Linked DNA regions of Homo sapiens: region 1 is linked to region 2. Evidence: chromatin loops called from intact Hi-C (ENCODE). Cell type or tissue: PC-3. All regions are shown on one strand. Each heading gives the region's core, and the rest is flanking DNA. Links, peaks and the distances in the headings are about the cores only. Region 1 has its middle 150 kb from the start of LINC00392. Region 2 overlaps KLF5 (KLF transcription factor 5).

Evidence for each region. Peaks named below come from ENCODE experiments on the same cell type or tissue, not always from the same donor. Only the 100,000 strongest peaks of a DNase experiment are listed, where the experiment ranks them.
Region 1: it touches region 2 in a loop (5-fold over the local background); 6 of 110 quality-filtered maps call a loop at or near these places.

The regions. Positions count from the first base shown.
Region 1 is chr13:73,408,841-73,420,327 of GRCh38, forward strand. No RefSeq gene overlaps it. Among named protein-coding and RNA genes, the nearest start is that of LINC00392, 150 kb to the right of the region's middle. In PC-3, for the core only: a CTCF peak has its summit at 8,368 (motif pointing left); a DNase peak (open chromatin) is centred at 8,381; H3K27ac peaks cover 5,000 bases.
Region 2 is chr13:73,071,610-73,083,260 of GRCh38, forward strand. It overlaps KLF5 (KLF transcription factor 5), which reads left to right. Exons shown (of 4, transcript NM_001730.5): 4 at 4,099-5,929. The coding sequence ends at 4,277. Among named protein-coding and RNA genes, the nearest start is that of KLF5, 18 kb to the left of the region's middle. RefSeq lists enhancers at 3,119-3,925, 3,926-4,731. In PC-3, for the core only: no CTCF peak of the experiment used is centred there; no DNase peak of the experiment used is centred there; H3K27ac peaks cover 2,046 bases.

The sequences.
Region 1 (11,487 bases), core at 6,488-11,487, 340 kb after region 2:
AGGAGAAAACAAGCTAGATACAATCAGAGTCCACAGGTTACCAAAAACAGCTTCCTGATCTACGCGAACCAAAAACCTAGGCCCAGTTGGGGCCTTATATAGATGTGTGTAATTCCATCACAGTGACTGTTTTTTTTTTAATTTAATTTGATTTAATTTTTTTTGAGATGGAGTCTCATTCTGTCACCAGGCTGGAGTGCAGTGGTGCGATCTTGGCTCACAACAACCTCCGCCTCCCGGGTTCAAGCGATTCTCCAGCCTCAGCCTCCCAAGTAGCTGGGACTTCAGGTGCCCGCCACCATACTGGGATAATTTTTTGTATTTTTAGTAGAGACGGGGTTTCACCGTGTTAGCCAGGATGGTCTTGATCTCCTGACCTCGTGATCCACCTGTCTTGGCCTTCCAAAGTGCTGGGATTACAGGCGTGAGCCACCTTGCGTGGCCCACAGTGGCTCTTTGTGATGTCAGGGTAACACATGGACTAATCATGACTGGATATATTTCACTATGGTTTTTTCACTTTTGGCCCCAAGAACATTTTCTTTTTTTAATAAAAAGTGCTTTTTATCTAGGTGGGTCATAGAGATTGATGGTTTCTTAGCTACTTAAACCTGTACGGTGCCTCAATGGCATTTTCGTTTGTAGTTTGAAAATCTGCAATGAATTTTGGCTTTCAAAGACCTCCTAATGTCTACATTGAAAATATTCCATTCCTTTTTTAAAAAAACTCTGAATGATTCGTCTCAGTTATGGTGGGGATGAGGGGGATATTTTTCTTCTCTTGTAGGGGTTTTCCTTTCTCATATGGTTGAGATCATGTCACAGATGCAGAAGGAAACAGACCCTACCCTTATGGAGCTTATCCTCGTACGGTGATGAGCATCAGGTGAAGTGGGGACCAGAGAATAGTCTTCTGGGCCACAGGTTGGTGCTGGGTGAGGTGGAAGGAGGTGCTTCCTGGAAGCCAGAGTGCTGAGCCCCGCAGTACGAATAGGAGTCACCTAAGTGAGCACGGGACCGCTTAGGAGAGTAGCCTCTGTGAAGGCCTGGGGATGACAGAGTGTGGCACGCTGGAGGGATGATGTTAGTCTAAAGGTGGGACTGGGGCTGGGTTGGGAGAGCTCAAGTCCCAGGACAGAATCGGAGCCTGTGTTCTGAGAGCAGAGGGCTCTATGGAATAGTTTAATGTAAAGGGGACACAGTCAGGTCTGTGTCTCAGGAAGGGACATCTGGTAGCTCTTGGAGGGTAAGGTGGACGGGGCTGGCAGCGAACAGGCTGACAAGTGAGTACTTGGCAACCACCACAGTGGGATCCTCTGCAGTGGGAGAGGAGCCCAGCCTGGGCAGGGAGTCAAGGGGCAGAGCTGTAGGACCCCTCAGAGCGAACTCCTGCTCTCTGCACCCCAGCTGTGTCACCAGAGGGAGGGGACCTCCTATGGAGCGCCACATTTCCTGCAGGTTGGGTGGGAATGACGCCTTGTTCAACAGACCTAAGCACCGCCATTTTACATGTGGAGAGACTGTAGGGCCCTTGACACCATGGTTATCCTAGGCCATGAGAGGAAGTGAGAGCTTTGTGTGAAATATTTTAATTCTTCCTTTGTTTACTGGAATTCTTACTTTGTTTAAAGACTCCATAGTTTTACTCATTGACCCACTTTCATTAAACAAATAATTTTTTTGAATCTTTTGAAAATTTCAATAACTTTTGGGGTACAAGTGGTTTTTGGTTACATGGCTGAATTGTATTGTGGTGAAGTCTGAGATTTTTAGTGCATTCATTCCTCAAGTAATGTGCACTGAACTCAATATGTAGATTTTTACTCCTCACCTGCCTCCCACCCTCCTCTCTTCTGACTGAGTCTCTAAAGCTCATTATACCACTCTGTATGTGTTTGCATACCAATAGCTTAGCTCTCACTTATAAGTGAGAACACACAGTGGTTTTCCATTCCTGAGTTACTTCACTTGGAATGATGGCCTCCATCCTTCCTCTTTTTTTATTGGCGACAACAGTCAACTGTGGCTCATTTGAGAGTAAAATTATCTCTTGTTCCCAAGTCATCAAAATAATCACATGCTCCCATAACTAACACCATCTTAGGCATCATCAACATCATCAACAATCTTTACTAAACACCTAGATGTGCATGATACTGTTAGGTTTGACCTATCAGAAGGAACTATTTCCGGATCCCTGAAACTTGCCTAGAGCTTTCTTTAACACTCAGAGAGTATGCTTGAAATAGAAAAATCGTTCACTTGGCTTTGTCAAGCAATCAGGCTTAGATCCCTGGAGTAGATATCCTTTTCCCTGACGTTGCTGCCATGTGTTGTAGGAGTAAAGCAAATACAAAAGATGGTAGAGGAGGCATCTCTCTACTGTTGACCAAAGGACCAGGAATTTCCCAGCTCTGCAGTAACTGAACTCTCTAAAGAAGAGCATGACTAATTCGTATGAATATTACCTTCTTTAGCTTTCATAGAAGCCTCTAAAGCATGACACTTAATTGTTTTTCTTATTAGTTCAAAAATAAAACATGTTGAAGATATTACCATGGCTACTCCTTTAATTAATAAAAAGGCTGTGTTGAGTTTAAAAACAACTAACTCTTTTCATATCCAAGTTACTTTTAGTAGCTATTATAAATTATTACCTTCCTTTACATCAGAAGTTTCTTATGACTAAAGGCCGAGCCAGCCCCCATGATGCTCTTTAACAATGACTCTTATGTTTCTTTTGGTAAACTCATAATGTTAATTACACTGTGCAACAGATGGAGCGCCTTCCATCAAGGACCTCAATGCACCTTAGAAACATCATGAGTCATCAAAGCCCTTCTGTAATGGAGGTAAATATCCATGGCCACAATTTTACAGTTAAAGAAGCACGAAGAAGGTAAGTGTCTTTGTTTTTTAAAGCCGAATACATTTTGGTAAAACAATTTATCATTTAAGAAGGCAGAGAAACTCGAAGAATATTTACTGAACAAAGAAATGAATGAAATGGTTCATCAGCAAGATTTGGTTCCCTCTCAATAAATACCTGAACGATATTAATTATTTTGATGAGCGATGGGTAAATAAATCAGAAGCTATCTACTGCCAGCTAATCAGTCTTTATAATGACTGGTGTGGAAAATGGCTACTTGACTACCATAGTGATAGAGCAAATCTAGATAATAAAAATGGCCACTTTTGTAACATGATACAGAAACACTGAAATTTTGAGCTAAAAGATTCTAAAGGTTGTCCAGTTAAGCACTTTAACATTTTAGATGAGAAAATTGAGATCCAGAAATGTTAATAGGTGGCCTGCATGAAATCATTTAGCTTTTGAAACCTTAATTTAATTTAATACTTCTTCCTGTTTCAGAAAGTATTTACTTGGCTCGGTCTCTCAGCTGGTTAGTGGCATTGATAACTAGAATCCAGGCTCCTGACCTTAAGTAATCCATCTTCCCGCCAAATTTCATTTAAAAAAAAACTTTTACAAATGATTGTCTTCCTACACCCTAAGTATCATAAAAAACATATAAAGTGAAATTTGTTAGGAGGTTACTTTTGTTACACTTTTCTTTAATTGATGGGGAATCTGATATTCAGGAAATTGAAGGGAATCACTCAGGGTCCCATGGCTGGTTACCAGCATACAGAGGCCTAGAATCCCTACTTCCCCTCTTTTCCACTACTTCAGAATCTGGAACTTTCATCTGTTAATCAAGATACCAATAACCAAAACCACCTATATAATTTCATTCTGATTTTTCTGCAATCTTTGTTTACTAAAAACAAATGAGAAATAAACAAGGTAATATTAGGGATTTTAAAAATGAAAAAGAAAGAAAGAAAATAGAGTCCAGGACATACCATTAGATCAGTAGTAATTGAAATTCCCGTCATTTATTTGATATCTTTCAAACCCGTGAATCCAGATAATGATTATAACTTATTCTAAGAACATTGAAGCATTATAAGATACCAAAGTGCTTACTGACTTTTCAGAGATTAAACTATTTCCATGAAGGTTTCAAGGCTGTACATTTTTTTTTATTTATGATGAAAACTGGCAATCACAGGCAAAATGTATAGTAATCCTCACTGAGCAAGAACATCTAAATAAAATAGCACATTGATTCTTTTTTTTTTTTTTTAAGCGAGAGACAGGATCTAACTATGTTGCCCAGGCTGGTCTTGAACTCTTATGCTTATGCAATCCTCCCACCTTGCTCTCCCAAATTGTTGGGATTACAGGTGTGAGCCACTGTGCCCAGCCTGCACATTGATTCTGAATCATCATTGATGACTAAGTGTTTCTAGCATTTTTATATATTTTGAGTTTGCATCATCCCATTCTACAATCACAATTCTTTAATTAAATGGAGATCACCCAATGACACAGAAGAATGCTTGAATTAGTTTTCAAGATAGTTTTTCCTCTAATTTTTACATAGCCTTTCCTCCTGTGGAAGTTAGCATGCAAATATACACTTTGGACCATCTAGTCTATTTTTTTTTAATTCTAAAGTGAAAGAGCCATGTCATACAAATATTACAATAGGATAACACTTTGCACTGATATGGCATTTTTAATTGAAGTTGGTAAGGACTATGGGCAATTCTTTGGAGAGCCCTGTGAATGAGTGAAACAGACTCCTCCTATTTCCGAGATGGAGAAGGTGAGGACTAGGGGTGGAGGTGAGGAGGAGAATTGTTAAAGACTTTCCTTGAACGCAGTTCTCAAGTTGTCAAGTGCTCCTTGTATGTCTTCAACTTCAATGGCAGACACAGTAGACCTAGGGAGGAAGTATTGGACTGTGATTCTGAAAATATCACCTCTAGACATATTTCCTATTGCTAATATTTATTCTGCTGCCTTTACATCTCGTTTCCTTGACACACGTAATCTTACCGTATGAAAATGATTCCCTGTTACTATATGTATTGGAAATCATTCGTAGAGCTTTGCATTACTCTGTTTATCTCTCTGTGTGTACTAGGGTCTTTGAAAGGTTGTACTGTGGAATTTGTACTGTGAGTTGAATATTAATAAGATAAGGAGAAGAAATAAGTTTTCCCCTTCCTTTATAACCCCACACTGGCCCTGTGAGCAGGAAAACCAGCTCACATGGGTAGGCCTAGACATCCCAGCTCTGCCCTCCGTATCCCGTTAATACCTCATGACAAATGGAGGGGCTGCTTTATGACAGTTTTGGATTTTCTAAGTAAAACATTCAAGAAGTCAGCATCCTCTGCTTTAGTTGAGTGCTTTATTTATTAGGGGAACTATGAAATTTTAGCCTGTTGCTCTCCTTTTTACCTTTTTTTTTTTTAAAGTATAGTTAAGGATTAGCAAAGACTTTTACCACAAGGAACAAAGCATTTCAAACTCCTTAAAGAGATAACACTAATATTCTACTTTATTTCTGTATTTGCACATACAAAAACTAATTTTTGTAGATATTTTTCCTCTTGCAGGCTCTTATCTTCCTCTCCTTGTCTAGGCCCTTAACCTCAGTGTAAAAGAGGCAAATGATCTATAGAAAAATATTTTAGGTGTATATATAAATGAAGCTTAGACTGAGAAAGTTAAGATGGGAAAGTTGACACTAAAGTTTCTTTTTATTTTTTCCTATAGCTGATTGATAGGTAAACTCAGAGGCCATTTTTTAATCAGTGGTTATTGTACTTTACATTCTTACATCTATTACACCATCTGAGAATACCCAAGTGTTTAATGGCAATTGGAATGGAATCTTCATAACATCTTTTCAAATTAAATAGATGGCTTGCATTGTTAGTCTCATTCGTTAGAGAAAGAAAGGATATTAATTGTGAATTACGTGAACCAAAGAACATTGGTAGCCTAACTAGTAACTGAAGTCTAAGTTCAAGTTCTTGCTCTAAAAATTTGAATTCAGGTCAGTTCAACAAACTGGAAGGAGTCTCTACCATGCCATGCACAAGGCTGTAGTATAAGTCGGAAGGGAGAGTAAGGGTTAAATTAAGGTTAGTTTTCAGGCCACTGACTCCAGATTTTAAAATTATGACTGAAATTATATACTTTTCTGTATATTGTGTTCTGTAGTTGGAAAAAAAGTATAGAGAGTGATGAGGTGCCCAATAAATGCTCAGATAAGAGAATGGAGTCAATAATTGGTAACTAAGTTATTTCAAAGTAAGATGAGAGTCAAATTTATTTCTAAGCAGTGGGAATTTTGATATTTATTTACCAAAGCTTCTGAAAATTATTACAACTTCTAAAAGCCATTCTATCAATGATGTTAACTGAATCTTTATCATATGCAAAGCATCGTCCCAGGTGCTATGGGGATCCAGAAATAAGAATCCGAAGGGCAGCATTGAGCACTGTAAGCTAACATGGAATAAGTGCTTGCACAGAGTCATGACCTCTGGTTTACCAATTACGAAGCCTTAGCTCATTTTTCTGCATTACTCCCTCAATTGCTTTGGTTTATATAGCTTCCCACTTTCAGTAGACTTTATATTATAGAATGTTCCCATTTACTATTTTATTGTATCTCTTTAGCATTCTTGAGATTGAAGCAATGCATTTTTTATGATCTCCATTACATAGACCCGACTGAAGTTAGTAAGAAGTTAAATGAATTTTTCAAGGTCAAGCAAAGAGCAAGGGTGAGACCTCTGTCTCCTGTCTACCCCACTCATTTTCTTTTCACTAAACTGCCTTGCCTGAAGGACTATTTGAGCTTCCTAGTAAAAAGTTGAAAGGCACTTCATAATATTTTCTTCAGTAAGCTTTCTCTTATTAAGATATTTTATTACACTATCATTACAATGAAAATAAGGAAATAAAAATATATCTCATCCCACTCACCCAATTTATTTTCCTCAATGATCTTCTATGCTGATACAAAGTTTTAGAAATGAGATCATATCACATTAATTGCTGCATCCAATAAATGTTGAGTGATTATTGTACTAACTGTAGGAATGACTATAAAAGAATCTCACCCCTTTCTTATGGTATGTATCGTCTGCCTTCGATATTTATTTATCACATTTCTTGTCTTCTGAATTAGATTTTAGTTGTTGGGGGATAGAAACCATATCTGACCTACTTTTGTTTTAAATCTCCTCAGCACTTTGCACCACAAACTGAATGGAGAACAGAGAACCGTGCTCAATAAACGTTTGCTTAATGAATGAGTGATTACTTCTGCTGAGGAAAACAAAACATGAACACGTTGGTGACAGTGGATTAATTCTCTGCTTGCCTTCTCTCCCTCTTGTTTGAGATCCCTGAAGGCTCTTGCTGGGTGTTCTCTCTCTCCAGTAGCATAGCTGGTCCTTGAAAGCCTAACTTTAAGTCCTGGTCTCACATTCCTAGTGTCTCTCTTGTGGCTTCCTGGTTCCACACAAGTACTCCAAAAATGTTTGTAGAATGGAGGCAGCAAGGAAGGAGGGCGGGGAGAAAGAGTAGCTAATGATATGCTTAACAATTCTTGCATGCTCTCTAAGGGCTGGGAACTGCTTTAAATGCCTTATTGGATCAAGTCATTCACTCCCTTCAACAATCCTACTAAGTAGATCCAATCAGTAGCCCCAATTAAAACCAAACCACAGAGAGAGTAAGTAATTTGTCCAAGCTCACATAGCTAAGTGGTAAAGGCAGAATTCAGACCCAGTGTTTTGGTTTTTTGTTTGTTTGTTTTTGTTGTTCGTTTGTTTTGTCACTGAGTTAATCTGTGTCTTGATATAGCCACCTGGATTTTCAGTACAGCACAGGATAAAAAAGGTAAGGAAGGAAACAACAGTTACTCACAGAGCATCGGTAACAACCAACATATTATAGTGGAAGAAGCCTAGAAAGAGCCGAAAATCCCGTGTCCCAATAAGAATGTTTTCGTATTCAGTTAACTTCATCTAATGTCTCTGGCCTTACTATTCTAATCTGCTAAATGGGTATAATTATCCTAGACCTGCCTTGCTCAGAGTTGTAAATTTATGCAAACACAATTTGAAATTAAGTGTATAATGCGCTATGACTATGTAAGCTAAGTATTTTAACAGCTGTTATATACATGTCACGGCATATTTTACCTGTTACTCTCAACAAATCTTCATATAACAAATATCAACTTTATTCAACTGAATAGAGGCACAAAATGAGCATTATTAGACTTTATAGATTCTGCGCAAATGCAGCTTGATAAAAAGTTTTAATATTATCAAAGCCTTTTTATATAAAGTTTTATGATGGCGCTGAATGGAGTCTCAGTTGAATATTAGACATAGCGAGCATTACCCAATGAACTCACGATACAAGGGTGGAGGAAATGGTTGTTGTTGGTGGTATTGGGGTAAATATATAATGAGAGAAAAGAGCTCCACCTGCTGATCAGCAGTGCCACTTCCTACCACACCCTTGGAAGTCAGCCTCATACATAGTGGATCATAGCCTGTTCACTTTGGAAAATAACGTTAAGAACATAATTACCATCACCACATACACGCAAATGCACAAAGCCTACCACTTACTGAGTACTTATTTTTTCCCAGGCGATGGAAAGTGATTTCTATTAATCCTGATACCCCGCCTCCCCCCTCGCCCAGGGGTAGTGATAGAGCAGAGCCTGAATCCGGGCCACTCGGCTCAAAGCCTGAATCTTCCATTTTCTAGGTGTGGCCTTGGGCAATAAATTTCCCTTGGCCTTCATTTCTCCATCTGTAAACAGAGATTATAATAACTTCTACCTCATCGGGTTGTTACAACGATTCAATGAATCAATGTTTGTGAAGAATTTACAAAAATTGGCCGGGGGCGGTGGCTCACGCCTGTTGTCCCAGCACTTTGGGAGGCCGAGGTGGGAGGATCACGAGGTCAGGAGATCGAGACCATCCTGGCTAACACGGTGAAACCTCGTCTCTACTAAAAATACGAAAAATTTGCCGGGCGTGGTGGCGGGCGCCTGTAGTCCCAGCTACTCGGGAGGCTGAGGCAGGAGAATGGCGTGAACCCGGGAGGCGGAGCTTGCAGTGAGCCGAGATCGCAACACTGCACTCCAGCCTGGGCGACAGAGCGAGACTCCGTCTCAAAACAACAACAACAACAACAACAACAAAAAAGAATTTACAAAAATTCTTAGTGTATGATAAGCATTTGTGAGATAGATTTTTAAAAAGGAAAACAAGCTGTAATTTACACAACTTTATTAGAGAACTCTTAAAGAGATAAACTCAGGAGTTGAACACAGACTGTCTGACCTCAGTGCCTATGCTCTTAAGCACCAGGCTATGTAGCTTCTCAATATGTGACGATGATGAAATAAAACCTAAAGGAACTAAGGACATGTCGTTGAGTTATTTACAGGAATGATGATTTGCTATTTGAATTACATCAAGTTTAGCTCTTTCCGTTATTTTATTTCTTATGTTGGATTCCTAATCATTGCCTCCCCAACCCCTTAGCTTCAGCCAATTGTTGCTACAGGAATTTTCACAAAACATAGCCATAATGATCCCACATGATGGCAATCATGAAACACTTCTCTTTTTATTTTTCTTATCATTTTGATGGCCTTTCCTAAGCACCTCCTTGCCACTGCTTGCAAATTTCTCATTTTAAGGTTCTGTCTCAACTGGATTGTTAAAATCACAATCCAACTCCTGATATAAAGGCATGTAGTAGTCATGATAATCGGTTCACTATGTTGAGGCTGCTTATGGGAATGTTCATGGTCCAGAGAAATCATAAAGAAACGACTTCATGTTTAACACAGTGTGGAATTGGCTCCAACTGCTGAGGCAATGACTTTAGACTCGTTGGAGAAATTTGGAATTTGGGTTGAGGGGTGGGACATCCTGCTTTGAGTTGACTGATGATTCCTATTTGAGAAAAGCGGAGAGTCTAAAGGTAAGAGGAAATATTGGAGGAAAGTTCTGAGCATCAGTAACCCCAAACTGAAGTTGAAGAAGAGACAAAGCCATAGAGGGTCATCCACATACAGCTTCTTTTCCCACCTAATGCCAACATATTACAAGATGTAGTCACAATTTAATGATATGGGAAGTGGAATAAAATATTTATTTGGAGAAACGATTGGAAACTTATTACACCATTTTAAGTATAATTGGATCTGTCTGAATTTTACATGGCCTTTAAAAAATTTGTTAAGCACCCAAAAAGAAACAAAGATAATTAAAATATTGGGAAATAGAATAGATGAAGAAAAGTTAAAGGGCTGTGGGAAATGTAATTTGAAAAGAAAGCAATTAGGGAAAACTTCAGTGTTTTCAAGTCTATGGAATGTTATTTATTAAAGAAACAAGTATTCTTGGTTCTCTATTTCCATAGAGATCAGAAATAGAAATGGGCTTAAGTTGCCGCAAGAAAGCTTATGTTTACACACAAGAAAAAACTTCTTGATTAAACTCTAGAACTTACTAGGGAGGGAAATTGTGGGTCTTTGCTCCAGGAAATCTTTAAGAATTGAAGAGGTAAGCCCTGGGTAATCTGATGTGGTGTTGGGTTAAAGCAGAAGGCTTAACTGGAATTTCTTTAGGTCTCATCCAGTACTTAAATGCCATGATTGTATAAATAAGAATTTGTCCACAAAGCAGGAAGGAAGCAGACAGAACAACCAGGCATGGCTCATTTAGCAATGCAGTTGCTATTTCTGAGGGAAGATTTCTGGAAATCTCTGTTCTGAAGTAGAGTTACAATGTCATAGCCAAAACCTTGTGAACAACTTAGAAGGTCCTGGTCAGACATTCACTTTTTTTTTTTAGCCTTACTGATAGAGTCAACTTAAGTAACAAAGGACGTAGTTATAATTTTCCTTTTGTGTAGGAATTTATGACCATTTTGAGAGTGCCTGTGTATCTACAAAATAATTCATGTTAGAATAAATAGAATATTTTAGATGAATTTGTCTGACATGGCTACAATCTAGGCAGTTGCTTTTTGGTAGTTTTCTGATGGTTGTTCTCAAATGGGAATTAAAAGCTGATGTCAGTGTATGAGGGTGATAGTAAGGTATCCCCCAGAATTTTGAAAATAAGGTGCTCTTTTTTAAAACATTAACTTTCCATGAAGTTAGAATTGCAAAATTCTTACACAATGGATATGATTAGCCATCTGTATATGGTGAATTGAGAATTTGGGAAATACTATCATTTCAACTTAGGTAAACGGAGGAATATGAGAAAGAAAGACTGGAATATGAGAAAGAAAGACAATGTGGTTGTAACTTTGTACTCAGTTTGTGGAAACTCAAACATTTGTTTCCTTTCCTGACTTGGAGGAAACATCTCTGATAACAAGGCTCATCAAATACGGAGGCCTAGAAAATGTTGAGAGTCACAGAAGCCAAATCTCAGGGGAGACTTGGCAAGACCCTCCTCTACTGGCTGAGGATCTCATGCTGTTTAAGGTCAGCTCAGTCCTCCATTCTGATTCCCTCCATGCTCCTCACCATGCAACCTTCAGATGATTTGCCTTTC
Region 2 (11,651 bases), core at 3,448-8,447:
TTTTTCTCCCTTTTGATTTTTAGAAGCAAATCTAATATGAGCCTATTTCAGAGACTAAATTTCGTAAGTCTCAAATGATGGGAAAAATCTAATTATTATTGAATTGCATGAAAATATTTTCCTCTTGAAATAAGAGCCCATTTTGAGCTTCAAGGACTCTTAAGTTCTAAGAGTTTAGATTAGGTTGAAATAATTTATTCTACTTTAAAAGTTTGGATTGTTTAGGTTCGCAGAACAAGATACAAGATTTTAAGTTCTTTGAGGCCAGAAACCAAGTCTTATTTGAGTTTTGCAAGGCATTTAGTACAGGTTACACCTTCACTAATAAACAGTGACTTTAATTCTCATGATATTTTAGCTTTATCAGATATTGATTGAGTTGTCTTTTAGTCACCAGGAAGGAAACCGATGTGTAAATTTGCTGCAATAAACTTTTAAAACATTATCTAAAATAACTATTTTAAGATAAATATTTTATCAGTGATTTTTATTCTTTTGTTAGAAGAATCTATGTAGAACATTTTAGGGAAAGGCCTTGGTATGTCTATTGAATGTGTTCAGCAGAGCAGAGAAACTTCCCATTCCATTGTGATAGGTTCAGAAGTCATTCAGAGGGGGGAAAAAAAAGGACAATTTTCAGTTTGTTGCTGAGGATTTTTAAAATGGCTTACAAACATGTTCCACTAACCCACTGAAATTCACTTACCCTGGGGGAAAGGAGCTATCGTTAGGTGATACCTGGGAATTGGCAATACCTGAACAGTGCTCAGGACCCCACAGGCCCCACAGAGGCTGGCACTGCCAGGTTGTGCTCTCTGTTTCAGATCGTCTGGGGTTCAAGGCTTGCTGTGAGTCCATTAAGCCATTCCTTAGCTGACCTTCGCAAGTGGCTTTAGAATCTGGAAATGAATTTGAACAATATGTATGTGTTCCTTAAATCGTTCAAAGAGAGTGTATTAGTGTTTGCTAATGGAAGATTTAAGTGAGACATTAAGGAAAAGTGGCAGACCAGGATTCTTAATGTGGAGCTCATCGTTTTGCTTCTAACTCTACGGGGTTATTGTGAGGAAGCGAGATAATGAGAAGTACCTCGCTCTGGAGTATGTGCTCCATGGCTGCTGGTGCCTGCTCCCTTTTCCTTTTACCGGTAATGTTTCTGCTTAACATTTTTGTAAAGTATGTTAATGACTTTATCAGCGTGGATAGTATGCATGTTTAACTTGAACATAGTTTTCAAAGATTAGAGATTCTAGCAAAATACTCCTGTAATTTAAAAACAGAATGAGAAAACACATACTTTGAGATAAAGTGGGAGCTTGTTTTCTGTGCTGTACAAACTTGTCACTTTTTTCTTTTTGCCTTTGGAAAGTTTCACGTTAACAGCATGAGAACTTAAAAATACAGTTGATGTTGAAAGAGCTTAACTAAATATTTTAAATTGGTGGTATTGGAAAGAGATTCTGTAAAAATCCAATTAAACTTTTGAAAGCTCTATCCTGTTGAAATATAACTTAAAGGAAGTCAGTTTGGTTTCCCAGAAGTACTGTGCATAGTGTTTCTGGCTGAGGAAGAAAGGCCCAAGTCTGCTGTTTGGCCAGAAATTGGGTACCAGTTTCCTCTACGATGTTTTACTTGAACGGTGTTGACACTTGAACAAATCCCATAGAAACTGCCCCAAGTGGGGGGATAGTTGTCCTTACTTTTATGGTAAGACTTGGCCCCAGTAACTAACATTCCAGACACTGGTAGTATTCTTGGCTGAATACTCTATAGATGTGCATAAATTGAGAGCAAAACCCCAAATGTTTTAGAAACTTTAATGGCTACCGTATTTCAAGCAATCAGTAAAGTAAACTTTAAAAAATACTGGTGCAGTTTATTGCTTCATAGCCAATAAAAATAGTGAACAAAAAGAGTCTAGTGTCCCTTGTTTCTTACATAAACTCTGAAAATTCAGTTCTGCTATTTAATTATTAAATTCAAAAGACTAGAATGATTTCTTTTAAAATTGGGAGCACTATAGGAATTTTTTTCCTTGTCTCAGACATCAGAAATAACTTTTTCTTTCCATTAAATGACAGTAAAGTATTTAACCAATATGTTTGTTTCTGTGGTTTATTTTTCACAGGGAACAAAAACTAATAGTACTGTGCAAAAATTTTTTTTGTGATCAATTTACATCTACAAATGTGATAGCTATATTTACTACTGGTGTTAAAATATTTCTATATATCAGACATTTTATGTGATTGTAAGTGACAGAACGTGATTTATACTTTGTTTTGTAAATGGCTTGAGTGTCTTAGGTTAAATTTCTGGTTAGAATCTACTATGAGGGGAGAAAAAACTTCTAGAATTGAGATGTTCATTTTTAAAGTGGATTGATAGGAACCAGAAAGGGAATTAAAACAAAAACTGTCTGGGTCAGAGGCAGAGGAGAGAAGAGAGGAAGTATGGCACAGCAATCCATACCATGGGAAATGTAGGTGAACTCTCAAGGGAAAAAAAATTGGGACCACTTTCATGTCGTCTGTTTTGGCACTTTCTTCTTTGTCTGAGAGTCAGAGTGGTTATCATGACAACAAAAATATATTAACCACAAATTGTAGAAATCTCAGTTGATGAGGACAGGGTCTTTTAAAGTTTAGACTGACTTGGTTAATCCTACAACTTCCTGAACATGATACTGCTAAATTAGGCAGAAAGGTTGTGCAGTTTCTGTTTCGTCAGAACTAAACAAGTGTTCAAAGCAACTCTGAGGTTCCTCCCTTTCAGAAGGAAACATTTTTTTAAGGGAATTTAAGAGGTGAAAAAGTATCTATATAAAACTCAGCAGTAAGCCAGTAATACTTTAATATACAAATTTATCTCACGAATTCTTATAAAAAATTCATAGAAAATTATAAAATCATAAATGTAGGAACTGCTAGTTAATGCTCACTGAAAGAACGTTTTGGCATTTATTCCTACTGGAATATATGATCTCCAGTAGGATTCTTCACAAACAGAGAATTAAGACTACATTATGAATATTTAGTGGTTTTGAAAGTTAAACAGCTGGCAAGCTTTGGGGAGCATTAGGAATAATATACATTACAGGATGGGAGGGAGGAACATACCAACTCAATACTCAAGGGAAGAGAACTGTGAAAGAATGGAATGGGTAGGTTGAACAATTTCAGACTTTTAGATGTATATTACACATGTAAGCTCCATGAGGCCAACTGTTTTTATTTTGTTAGCCATTGTATCACAAGTATTTGGGACAGTTCCTGGCCTATAATAGATGCTTGGCGAATTGTTTATGGAATGAATTTTGGGTGTAACACATGACAAAGAAAAACTAAATACAAGTCAACAAATGTCAGTTTTTACAGTTGTTTCATGGTCTTTTTTTTTTACCAATGTGAAGTTATCAGTACCAGACTATTTTGCTTCAATCTGCAAAAGGAAGGTGTGTGAAGGTGTGTGTGACTCTCAAAGAGTGAATGCCCTAATAGTCCATTTTGGAGGCCATGTTTTCAAGTGAACTGATTGATGAGCTGCAAGCTTCTGTCTGGCTAATTTAGAAACATCTAGGACCAGTTTCTGGTTAAGCAGTTGTGGTACATGAAATTCAATGTATAGGTGATTCGTGCAACAGCTTCTGAATTTTTTCCTCCCTCACCCACCTTACAGCCATTAGTCCTATAATAATTTAATTTGGGTTTGTTGGTATAGAAACTGTATTTGCACAATAATGATAAAGCCACTCAGGCTCATCTAGTCATTTCCTGGATTTATGTGTGTAGGAGTACATAAAAATAAGGGCACTGATTCGTTTTGTACTTGTCTAAAATTGTTATTCTTCAGTTGTTCAAAGGTACACAAAATGCTTTTTTCTTTATGAGGTAAAAAATACTTGGAGGTTATAAGAAATAACTCTTAACTAGCTTACTTTGAGTGGCTTTGATATGTATTTACTCATAATGGAATTCATGAGCTTTCCTTCTTTCGCTTGGCCAAGATTTTTTTTTTCTTTGAAATTCCTTCTCCGGTGTTATCTAGGATGTTTGCATTACAAGCAGGCCGCTTTACCTCCTTTGTTCGTTGTCACAGGTGAAAAGCCATACAAGTGTACCTGGGAAGGCTGCGACTGGAGGTTCGCGCGATCGGATGAGCTGACCCGCCACTACCGGAAGCACACAGGCGCCAAGCCCTTCCAGTGCGGGGTGTGCAACCGCAGCTTCTCGCGCTCTGACCACCTGGCCCTGCATATGAAGAGGCACCAGAACTGAGCACTGCCCGTGTGACCCGTTCCAGGTCCCCTGGGCTCCCTCAAATGACAGACCTAACTATTCCTGTGTAAAAACAACAAAAACAAACAAAAGCAAGAAAACCACAACTAAAACTGGAAATGTATATTTTGTATATTTGAGAAAACAGGGAATACATTGTATTAATACCAAAGTGTTTGGTCATTTTAAGAATCTGGAATGCTTGCTGTAATGTATATGGCTTTACTCAAGCAGATCTCATCTCATGACAGGCAGCCACGTCTCAACATGGGTAAGGGGTGGGGGTGGAGGGGAGTGTGTGCAGCGTTTTTACCTAGGCACCATCATTTAATGTGACAGTGTTCAGTAAACAAATCAGTTGGCAGGCACCAGAAGAAGAATGGATTGTATGTCAAGATTTTACTTGGCATTGAGTAGTTTTTTTCAATAGTAGGTAATTCCTTAGAGATACAGTATACCTGGCAATTCACAAATAGCCATTGAACAAATGTGTGGGTTTTTAAAAATTATATACATATATGAGTTGCCTATATTTGCTATTCAAAATTTTGTAAATATGCAAATCAGCTTTATAGGTTTATTACAAGTTTTTTAGGATTCTTTTGGGGAAGAGTCATAATTCTTTTGAAAATAACCATGAATACACTTACAGTTAGGATTTGTGGTAAGGTACCTCTCAACATTACCAAAATCATTTCTTTAGAGGGAAGGAATAATCATTCAAATGAACTTTAAAAAAGCAAATTTCATGCACTGATTAAAATAGGATTATTTTAAATACAAAAGGCATTTTATATGAATTATAAACTGAAGAGCTTAAAGATAGTTACAAAATACAAAAGTTCAACCTCTTACAATAAGCTAAACGCAATGTCATTTTTAAAAAGAAGGACTTAGGGTGTCGTTTTCACATATGACAATGTTGCATTTATGATGCAGTTTCAAGTACCAAAACGTTGAATTGATGATGCAGTTTTCATATATCGAGATGTTCGCTCGTGCAGTACTGTTGGTTAAATGACAATTTATGTGGATTTTGCATGTAATACACAGTGAGACACAGTAATTTTATCTAAATTACAGTGCAGTTTAGTTAATCTATTAATACTGACTCAGTGTCTGCCTTTAAATATAAATGATATGTTGAAAACTTAAGGAAGCAAATGCTACATATATGCAATATAAAATAGTAATGTGATGCTGATGCTGTTAACCAAAGGGCAGAATAAATAAGCAAAATGCCAAAAGGGGTCTTAATTGAAATGAAAATTTAATTTTGTTTTTAAAATATTGTTTATCTTTATTTATTTTGTGGTAATATAGTAAGTTTTTTTAGAAGACAATTTTCATAACTTGATAAATTATAGTTTTGTTTGTTAGAAAAGTTGCTCTTAAAAGATGTAAATAGATGACAAACGATGTAAATAATTTTGTAAGAGGCTTCAAAATGTTTATACGTGGAAACACACCTACATGAAAAGCAGAAATCGGTTGCTGTTTTGCTTCTTTTTCCCTCTTATTTTTGTATTGTGGTCATTTCCTATGCAAATAATGGAGCAAACAGCTGTATAGTTGTAGAATTTTTTGAGAGAATGAGATGTTTATATATTAACGACAATTTTTTTTTTGGAAAATAAAAAGTGCCTAAAAGATGTATGTGGTGCTTTTCTTCTTTACCTGCAATAAAGAGTCTGATCAGGGCGGTTAGTGAGAAATCAATTCCACACATTTGTAGAGGAGCCACATTGAACCCGTACCTACATAAGACGGGGATTTATTTTTTGAGACGGAGTCTCGCTCTGTCACCCAGGCTGGAGTGCAGTGGCGCAATATCGGCTCACTGCAACCTCTGCCTCCCAGGTTCAAGTGATTATCCTGTCTCAGCATCCCGAGTGGTTGAGATTACGGGCGCACGTCACCACGCCTGGCTAATTTTTGTATTTTTAGTAGAGGTGGGCTTTCACCATATTGGCCAGGCTGGTCTTGTGAACTGACCTCGTGATCCACCCACCTCAGCCTCCCAAAGTGCTAGGATTACAGGCGTGAGCCACTGCGCCCAGCTGGGGGATTTATTTTTTAAATTAGCATAAAGGGAGTCATAATTCACGAATACTTATCTGGCCACGTAATGCACGAGACCTTAAGCATCCTTAGTTGAAAACACCATAGAGAGTTAACTTGCATGTGCTAGTCTGGAGGCTGTGTCATCAGAGGCAAACAAGAAGAATTGGTGTAACACTTAAAAAAATCATTAGGATTTGGTTTTATTCCGCAGCAACAAGTACACCTAGAACCTACATCTTGTGTTTTTTTTTTTTTTGACACTATCACACAGGCTGGAGTGCAGTGGCGTAATCGTGGCTCACAGCAACCTCTGCCTTGGGTTCAAGGGATTGTCCTGCTTCAGCCTTCTGAGTAGCTGGGATTACAGGCACGTGCCACCATGCCCGGCTAATTTTTGTGTTTTTTGTAGTGATGGGATTTCACCATGTTGGCCAGGCTGGTCTCAAACTCCTGGCTTCAAGTGATCCACCAGCCTTGGTCTCCCAAAGCACTGGGATTACAGGCGTGAGCCACTGCGCCAGGCCTAGGTTTTGTTTTTATTTGTTTATTATTATTATTTTTAATTATGCTTTAAGTTCTGGGGTACATGTGCAGAATGTGCAGGTTTGTTACATAGGTATACACGTGCTGTGGTGGTTTGCTGCACCCATCAACCCGTCATCTACATTAGGTATTTCTTCTAATGCTACCCGTCCTCTAGCCCCCAACCCCATGACAGGCCCCAGTGTGTGATGTTCCCCTCCCTATCTCCATGTGTTCTCATTGTTCAATTCCCACTTACGAGTGAGAACATGCGGTGTTTGGTTTTCTGTTCTTGTGTTAGTTTGCTGAGAATGACGGTTTCCTAGATCTTGGTTTCTAATACCATTGTCCAATTTTTAAAAAATGAGCTCCTTAGAGAAACAGCTGATTCTAAGATTGGAGTGGGAAACATGCAAGTCCGGAGCATCCTGTAGTGTGAGAAAGTGGTATATCAGAAGGAATATAGGAAGCGATGAAAAAACCCGGCCGGGCGCGGTGGCTCATGCCTGTAATCCCAGCACTTTGGGAGGCTGAGGCGGGCAGATCACCTGAGGTCAGGAGTTCAAGACTAGCCTGGCCAACATGGTGAAACCCCGTCTCTACTAAAAATACAAAAAGTAGCCGGGCGTGGTGGCAGGTGTCTGTAATCCCAGCTACTCGGGAGGCTGAGGCAGGAGAATCGCTTGAACCCAGGAGGCAGAGGTTGCAGTGAGCCAAGATTGTGCCATTGCACTCCAGCCTGGGGGACAAGAGTGAGACTTCCTGTCAAAAAAAAAAAAAGAACCCTACAATAATCGGGGTATGTCAGCAACAAAGTAAAGCAGGATTGCATTATAATACAGTATAAACTATCCCTTTGTCTGTACTGATATAAATGGTTGCATAAACAGAAGAGAGAGATCTGTGCCGAATGACTCCAAGTAAGTTTTTTAGATACCTCACCCTCAAAGAGTGGAAGAAAACTGTCTACTCTTCAGTGTGGGCTACATATAGTGACTTCCTTCCAAAGATTACCTTGTGGAAAGGAGGAGAGGAGGAAGAGTAGCTTTACAGTGGGTAAGTCTGCCCTCACCACCTCAACCAGTTGATCAAGGTCCACCTCAGCAGTGATAAGTCACGCTGATAGTGTGTACCCTTGATATGATGTGATGAAAATGGAACTTTGCTTCTCCTTCTGAAAACATGTACCCCAGCGTGATCATGAGAAACACATCAGACAAACTGCAATTGAGGGATATTCTACAAAATACCTGATAAGTATTCCTCAAACTATCAGGCCATCAAACACAAAGTCTGACAGATTGTCAAAGTCAAGAGACATGACGATACAATGTCATGTGGCATGTGGATGGGATTCTAGCACAGAAGGAGGGCACTGGGGGAGAATGGAGGAAATTTGAATAAAGTATAGAATTTCACTAATGTATCTTTTTTTTTTTTTTTTTTGAGATGGAGTCTCGCTCTGTAGCCCAGGCTGGAATGCAGTGGCGTGATCTTGGCTCACTGCAACCTCTGCCTCCTGGGTTCAAGTGATACTTTCACCTCAGCACCTCCCTGCCTGCCCGTCGAAGTAGCTGGGATTACAAGTGTGTGCCACCCGGCTAATTTTTGTATTTATTTATTTTTTTTTTGAGATGGAGTCTCGCTCTGTCGCCCAGGCTGGAGTGCAGTGGCGCGATCTTGGCTCACTGCAAGCTCCGCCTCCTGGGTTCACGCCATTCTCCTGCCTCAGCCTCCCGAGTAGCTGGAACTACAGGTGCCCGCCACCACAGCTAGCTAATTTTTGTATTTTTAGTAGAGACGGGGTTTCACCGTGTTAGCCAGGATGGTCTCGATCTCATGACCTCATGATCTGCCCGCCTCAGCCTCCCAAAGTACTGGGATTACAGGAGTGAGCTACTGCGCCCGGCAAGTTTTGTATTTTTTGTAGAGACAGGGTTTTATACCATGTTGGCCAGGCTGGTCTCAAACTCCTGACCTCAAGTGATCTACCCACCTTCCCCTCCTAAAATCCTGGGATTATAGGTGTGAGCCACCATGCCCTTTTCGGCTGTAATGTGTCCATATTAATTCATTGATTGTGACAAATGTATCATACTAATGTAAGCTGTTAATATCATACTAATGTAAGCTGTTTCCCCCTGGGAAACTGGGAATGGGGTTAGAGGAATTCTATTATCTGCAATACTTCAGTAAATCTACAACTACTAAAAGAAAAGCGTTAGTTTAAAAAAAGTGAAGAAAAGCCAGGCATGGTGGCTCATGCCTGTATTCCCAGCACTTTGGGAGGCTGAGGCAAGTGGATTACCTGAGGTCGGAGTTCGAGACCAGCCTGGCCAACATGACAAAACCCTATCTCTACTAAAAATACAAAAATTAGCTGGGCATGGTGGCATGCACCTGTAATCCCAGCTACTTGGGAGGCTGAGGCAGGAGAATCACTTGAACCTGGGAGGTGGAGGTTGCAGTGAGCCGAGATCGCACCACTGCACTCCAAAAAAGTGAAGAAAAATCAGTATCACTATTACATATTCCCACAATAAATGGTATGGGGGAGGGATCCCCAATGTTCTCAGATCTGAAGTAAAAAACTGCAGTTATGTATTTTGGCAACATGTTTATTTAGCCTCATTATTTGACTCCTCACTCTTCCTAATCATTGGAGTAATATCTAGCTCAAGAATATTACACACTTCATTCCTTTGCCACAGCTTTTTCCCTCCCTCCCTCCCTCCCTTCCTCGCTTTCTTCCTTCCTTCCTTCCCTCTTTCCTCCCTTTGTCTTTTCTTTCTTTTCTTCTCTTTTATTTCTTTTTCTTTTTGAGACAGGGTCTTGCTCTGTCACCCAGGCTGGAGTGCATGGCATGACCGTGGCTCACTCCAGCCTTGACCTCCCAGGTTCAAGCAATCCGGCCATCTAAGTCTCCCAAGTACCTGGGACTACAGGTGTGAGTCATCATGCCTGGCTAATTTTGTGTGTGTCTGAAGACGGGAGCCTCCCTGTGTTGCCCAGGCTGGTCTTGAACTCCTGGGATCAAGGGATCCCTCCACCTTGACTTCCCAACTTGTGATTACAGGCGTGAGCTACTGTGTCCACCCCTGCCCTGAAACTTCTTAGATTCTTTTTGTGATTCAGCTCTAATTGATTGATAAGGAGATGTCAAAAAATTACCTCCTATTTCTGTGTGAATTGACTTAAGCCACTGCAGCAATTGAATACATCTAATGTTTGCCAAATTTCCTCTTCATGTTGCACTGTTGATACAGTGTTGGTGTTGGATTTTTGATAAGGTATGTGAACATGAAACTGTGATTATAATGCAAGCAAACATGTAATACCTTGTGTATTTTTAAACAGTATTAGTGAGTTTTCAAGGGAAAATGATTTTCAAAAGGCAACTATGCCTAACCAACTTTTCAAAGTTGCAAATAATTTAATTGCTTATCATTGTTATGCTCATTTAATGACTATCTGGGTTCAAACATATTCTGACTGTTTATCTGTAAACGAGCTACAGCAATTAGACAAAAATTGAGCAATATACCAGGTTCCAAGTGCAATTATGTGACTTGATTTCAAATAAGTAATGTTTTGGGGTTAACTATCTTCAGTTAATTTTTATTCTCCCCACTACTAAGTTATCTTGTTCTACTTCATGTTGTCATTTCATTCTTATATTGCAGCTCACATTAAGCATGTCACTTCATGGCATCCAATTAGAGAATCCTTAGATAAACATGACCTGGCCTGCCTACATAAAAATATTTTTAAAAATCTAGCTAAATTCCTTTTCCTATCTGTAATTAAGCCCACCAGAACTTTTTGGATTAACTCGTGGGCTGTAATGTAACAAAGAAGGGCTTTATTCTCTATTACTAAATCTGGTCCCTACTTTGAAGTTAACCAAATTCCATCTTTGGTTAGATTCTTGACTACAGTGTGAAACTAATCAATGGGAGACTTTTTTAAAAATTACTCATACTGAAGTTATAGGTGACAAAACCTGGAAATTTGTAACTGTTTTAACAGTGACTATTAAGACAAAAAATATGGTGGCTCATGCCTGTAATCCCAGCACTTTGGGAAGTCAAGGCAGGAGGACTGCTTGGGCCCAGGAGACCCTGTCTCTATAAAAACTAAAAAAATTAGGTTGGTGCGTGCCTCGTGCTTGTTGACTCAGCTACCTGGAGACTGAGTGGGAGGATCGTTTGAGCCCAGGAGGCTGAGATTGCAGGGAGCTGTATTCACACCACTGCACTCCAGCCTGAGCAACAGAATGAGACCTCGTCTCAAAAAAATAAAAAGAAGAAAAGCACAATAAATCCCATAAAAGCTATATACGATTGGAAGAGTTTGTTACATGAAAACTCAGAAGTTTCATTTTTGTTTGTAAATCAGCAATCTTTATTCCATCTGACCCTCTCAGTGCATGTCACCCCATGAAGGCATTTGGTGTCATATAAATGGTAATATTCTTAAATATGAAGGTTAAAGCTTAATGCTATTTGGTACCCAAAGACATTTGAATGACTATATATACATATATATATATGTATATATGTATATGTATATATCCACTCACATAATCTTGCCAATTGGAACTTGGCGTACTGCCCAATTTTTGTCTAATCGCTATAGTTTGTTTACAAAGAAACAGTAGGAGTAGATAGATATTGAATAGAAACTCGCATAGACTTCTAGGTAAAGATCTAGCCTTCAGAACTATTCAACAGCTTCTTTGATGAAGGAAACAACCCCCAAATCACTTCGTTTCAACCAGCAAGATCT